Linked DNA regions of Homo sapiens: region 2 is linked to region 1. A link is an interaction called in ENCODE POLR2A ChIA-PET data of the cell type or tissue named here. Cell type or tissue: PC-9. All regions are shown on one strand.

What was found. ChIA-PET counts read pairs that join two places held together with the same protein. Peaks named below come from ENCODE experiments on the same cell type or tissue, not always from the same donor. Only the 100,000 strongest peaks of a DNase experiment are listed, where the experiment ranks them.
Region 2: POLR2A ChIA-PET joins it to region 1 with 12 read pairs; 3 of 35 experiments call an interaction of 5 or more read pairs at or near these places.

The regions. Positions count from the first base shown.
Region 1 is chr2:29,117,018-29,119,517 of GRCh38, forward strand. All of the region lies in intron 1 of CLIP4 (CAP-Gly domain containing linker protein family member 4), which reads left to right. Among named protein-coding and RNA genes, the nearest start is that of CLIP4, 2.9 kb to the left of the region's middle. In PC-9, no CTCF peak of the experiment used is centred here; a DNase peak (open chromatin) is centred at 1,064; H3K4me3 peaks cover 1,514 bases; H3K27ac peaks cover 2,500 bases.
Region 2 is chr2:28,851,580-28,854,079 of GRCh38, forward strand. It overlaps TRMT61B (tRNA methyltransferase 61B), which reads right to left. Exons shown (of 7, transcript NM_017910.4): 4 at 829-920. Among named protein-coding and RNA genes, the nearest start is that of TRMT61B, 17 kb to the right of the region's middle. In PC-9, no CTCF peak of the experiment used is centred here; no DNase peak of the experiment used is centred here.

The sequences.
Region 1 (2,500 bases):
TACTTTTAGGCTTACTGCTCCCTTGTTAATTATTTATAATGAACTATGGAGCTATAGGCTTGCTTTAGTGTGTTAACCTTTATTTGTGTCTTGTTTCAGGCATTTGTATATTGTTTTCTCATCTGGAGAGTGAGCTGCACTGTTTTCCTTCAGTGCTGTTTAGAAGAGCTTTCGGAGACCAGAAACATGTTCTTTTTGCATTACCCAATATGGTAGCACTAGCCACATATAGCTTTTGACCACTTGAATGGGGCTAGAGCAGTGGAAGCACTGAAATTTTAATATTTTTTTTCTTTTCCTTTTCTCTCTCTCTTTTTTTTGTTTTTGTTTTTTTTTTTTGAGACGGAGTCTCGCTCTGCTCTGTCACCCAGGCTGCAGTGCAGTGGCCTGATCTCTCCTCACTGCAATCTCTGCCTCCCAGGTTCAAGCGATTGTTCTGCCTGAGCCTCTCGAGCAGCTGGGATTACAGGCGCCTGCTACCACACCCTGTTAATTTTTGCTGTGGGGTTTCACCATATTGGCCAGGGTGGTCTCGAACTCCTGACCTGAAGTGATCTGCCCATCTCGGCCTCCCGAAGTGTTGGGATTACAGGCATGAGCCACTGCACCTGGCCAATTTTTAAATTAATTTAAATAGTCACATGTGGCTAGTAGTTAGCTGGTCAGATGCCACAGCTTTAACTTATTAGTCTCCAGGAAGCCTTCGTTGACCCTCTTGAATCTGTGCTTTCATAGGACTCAGCTGTCCTTGGTCATAGCACTTACTACTTTCAACTTTCTGGTAGGAATCAACACTAGGCTGTAATTTATATGAGGGCAAGGACAGATCTGGTTTCTTTACCTTTGCATAGCTTAGAACTTAGTAAGAAAAACTGAATAAATATTTGTTAAATGCATAAATAGCTTTTTCAGGGCAGGTATTTCAATTTTTAATTCTCTCTAAGGCCAACTAAGTGTTCAGTACTGTAAATACCTGTTTAGTAGATTGTACAGATGTTATGTAGGTAGCAAATAAAAGGATCATTGGAGTTATGCTTTAAATACTTACGTGGTGAGATTGGAATCTCAGGAGAATGATGACTCATAACAAAGTATTACAGGAAATTGAATGAAAGGGCCTCATGATTCCAGCTAATGTAGACACAGCTTTGGTCTCCTATTAGTTGAATAACTCAAGGACACTCTTGAACCATATCTCAAATCTGAAGTCTCCTGGCTTCAGTAAGGCCCTTTTATGGGGTCCAGACAGTCCTGAACCAGCCTGAAGATGCTAGTGGACATCCCCATTTATTACTGCTCTGTGTTAAAGCATGGACCAAGGAGTCTTGGAAAAAAAATCACAAGGTATTTGAGCCACGTTATGTAAGATGCTTTTGCTAACAGCTAACTTGGAGTGATGAGTAGGGTGAAATTCCTATAGAAATCAGAGTTTGGGGAATTTGATTCTAGCTATTGTTAGTATCAGAGGCACCTGTTCTGTAGACAGTTGATTAGTGCCAATTTTTTTTTTTTTTTTTTGAGATGGAGTTTCGCTCTTCTTGCCCAGGCTGGACTGCAGTGGCGGGATCTCGGCTTACCGCAATCTCTGCCTCCCAGGTTCAAGCGATTCTTCTGCCTCAGCCTCCTGAGTAGCTGGGATTACAGGTGCCCTCCACCATGCCCAGCGAATTTTTTGTATTTTTAGTAGAGATGGGGTTTTGCCATGTTGGTCAGGCTGGTCTCGAATGCCTGACCTTGGGTGATCCACCTGCCATGGCCTCCGAAAGTGCTGGGATTACAGGTGTGAGCCACCATGCCTGGCAGGGCCAATATATATATATATATTTTTAACCTGAGGCTTACTTTATAATCAGTTATCACCAGTTAACCATAGTTGGATTTGGAATGAAAGTGTGTACTCAGTTCAGATCAGTATACTTAGACATTTGACCAAGAGTCCAGGTGTTGTAGGTCTTCAGATCCAGGAATTGCTTTTAGGAAATGAATCTGAGACTATAAGGAAGTTTATAGGGGTACATAGTTTCCTTTGGGAGGACAAAAGGTAGAATGTTAAGTTTTTCACGAAAATAAGGAAATGTAACTAGAGAAAAACGCAACAAAGACAAAATACAAAGAATGTTCACTGCATTGGTCAGGTAATATTGTAGCTTCTTCTGGACTTGAAGTATCTAATATGTAAAAGAATGAAGCTGGTTACATCTGATTGCATGAATCCTCTTTCCACTTTGAATCTAAGCTTTGAATATTAGTTAAATATGTGTAACACACTATTCTAGCTCCTGTGGTGACTGCTAGTTGTGTACGATAGAGTTCGTATCTTTGAGGATCTCAACAGTTTACAAGGAAATGAAAGGTGCTCTGGGGATCACTTAAAATTTTTTTTTTTGAATGGGAGACTCCACCCTTTGAAAGGGAAGTCATGTGGTGACTCCTCTTAACCGACTCAGACAGATATCCACTGAATCTTTTTGCTGAAGAATTAAGAGTATAAAAACATGTC
Region 2 (2,500 bases), 270 kb before region 1:
ATGATTTAAACAGTAATATAGGGTTGGGCGTGGGTCACGCCTGTAATCCCAGCACTTTGGGAGGCTGAGGGGGGCAGATCACTTGAGGTCAGGAGTTCCAGACCAGCCTGGCCAACATGGTGAAACCCTGTCTCCACTAAAATACAAAAATTAGCCGGGTGTGGTGGCGCATACCTGTAATCCCAGCTACTCAGGAGGCTGAGGCAGGAGAATCACTTGAACCCAGGAGGCGGAGGTTGCAGCGAGCTGAGATCATGACACTGCACCCCAGCCTGGGTGACAAAGCGAGACTCTGTCTCAAAAAAAAAAAAAAAAAAAAAAACGAAAAAAGTTTAAAAAAAAAAAACACTAAATAAATATACAGTAATATAAATGAACTTGGGACTTGTCATTTTAAAACAGTTGTATAAGATGCCATATACACTTTATTCAGTTACAAAATGAATATTTTGGCTGGGCGTGGTGGCTCAAGCCTGTAAGCCCAGCACCTTGGGAGACCAGGTGAGCAGATCACCTGAAGTCAGGAGTTCAAGACCAGCCTGGCCAACATGGTGAAACCCCTTCTCTACCAAAAATAGAAAAAATCAGCCGGGCGTGGTGGCGGGCGCCTGTAACCCCAGCTACTTGGGAGGCTGAGGCAGGATAATTGCTTGAACAGGGGAGGTGGAGGTTGCAGTGAGCTGAGATCATACCACTACACTCCAACCTGGGTGACAGAGTTTTTTTCTGTCTCAAAAAAAAAAAAAAAAAAAAAAAAATTTAGTTTGATACTTAAGCAAAAGTGCACTTAAAAGTTACATTACAAAGAAAAACAGTTATATTACTCACTTTACTACATATACAGCACATACACCACCATGCTTAAGATGTGGGTAAAAAACAGGCAAAGTAACATGAGGATTTAACATATCCAAAGCTACCTGTGTGGGGGAAAAAGAGAACTGGATCAGTCTGATTCCGTTTAAATAAAGCATAAGTTTTCTTATTGTGGTGAAATGACACACTTTTGGACAGCAATCAAAGTATTTCATTTTTTAGAAGGTAGTATTATTAACTATCATTTTACCACTCCCAAAAGGGTATGTTAATTATTATACAGTTGGGCAATGTGGCTTCTGCCTGTAATCCCAACACTTTGGGAGGCTGAGGCAAGAGGATCCATTTGAGGCCGAGTTTGAGAACAGCCCAGGCAACATAGCGAGACTCTGACTCTATTGAAAAAAAAAAAAAGTAGCTGGATGCAGTGGCACAAGCCCGTAGTACCAGCTATTCAGGAAGCTGAGGTGGGAGGGTCACTGGAGCCTAGGAGTTCGAGGCTGTAGTGACCTATGACTGTGCCATCATACTCCACCCTGGGCAAGAGTGAGATCCTGTCTCAGGGAAGAAAAAACAATTTGTCATAGTACTTGATGATACTGAAAAATCATAATGATATGTCTTGTACTTTGCATATTAATATGGAAATATTGATTTGGCTATGTATGTATATATGAATATAACCAAAGAAAGATTCCTGTATGCCTGTATTATCAATATTGCCAAGTGTAAAACACGCCATTACAACATGAAAAATTTAAACATTTGAGACAATGTGAATTTCCTTTTTTTTTTTTTGAGACAGGGTCTCGCTCTGTTGACCAGGCTGGAGTACAGTGGCACAATGTCACCTCGCTGCAACTTCCACCTCCTGAACTCAAGCAACCCTCCCACCTCAGCCTCTCGAGTAGCTGAGACTACAGGCAGGCGCCACCATTCTCAGCTAACTTTTTGTATATTATGTAGATACAGGTTTTGCCATGTTGCCCAGGCTGGTCTTGAACTCCTGGATTCAAGCGATCTGCCCGCCTCGGCCTCCCAAAATGCTGGGATTACAGATGTGAACCGCTGCACCTGGCTGACAATGTGAATTTCTATTGCCAAAACTTATAAATTTAAATGCTTTATTTCAGCTTTGGCAACAGAAATTCACATTGTTGGCCAGAGGCAGTGGCTCACGCCTATAATCCCAGCACTTTGGGAGCCCAGGCGGGTGGATCACCTGAGGTCAGGAGTTTGAGAGTAGCCTGGCCAACATGGCAAAACCCTGTCTCTACTGAAAATACAAAAATTAGCCAGGTGTGGTGGTGCACACCTATAGTCCCAGCTACTGGGAAGGCTGAGGCAGGACAATTACTTGAACCCGGGAGGCAGAGGTTGCAGTAAGCCAAGATTAAACCACTGCACTCAAGCCTGGGTGACAGAGTGAGATTCTGTCTCAAAAAAAAAAATCATATCCCTTATTTCCTCTTTATTCTTGTTTCAATTGCAGTATACATGGCTATAGTCACAGAAGATGCCAGTAAGTACAAAGATAAGTGAAAATTTTTCAAATAAAAAATTAATTAAAAACAAAAAATAAATCTGGTCAAAATAGAAAATAAAGTAACATTTACTGTTGTATTAACTCCAGAAAGCTTAGAGATATGCTGGCATATCTATTTACTAAATGATAAAATATTAG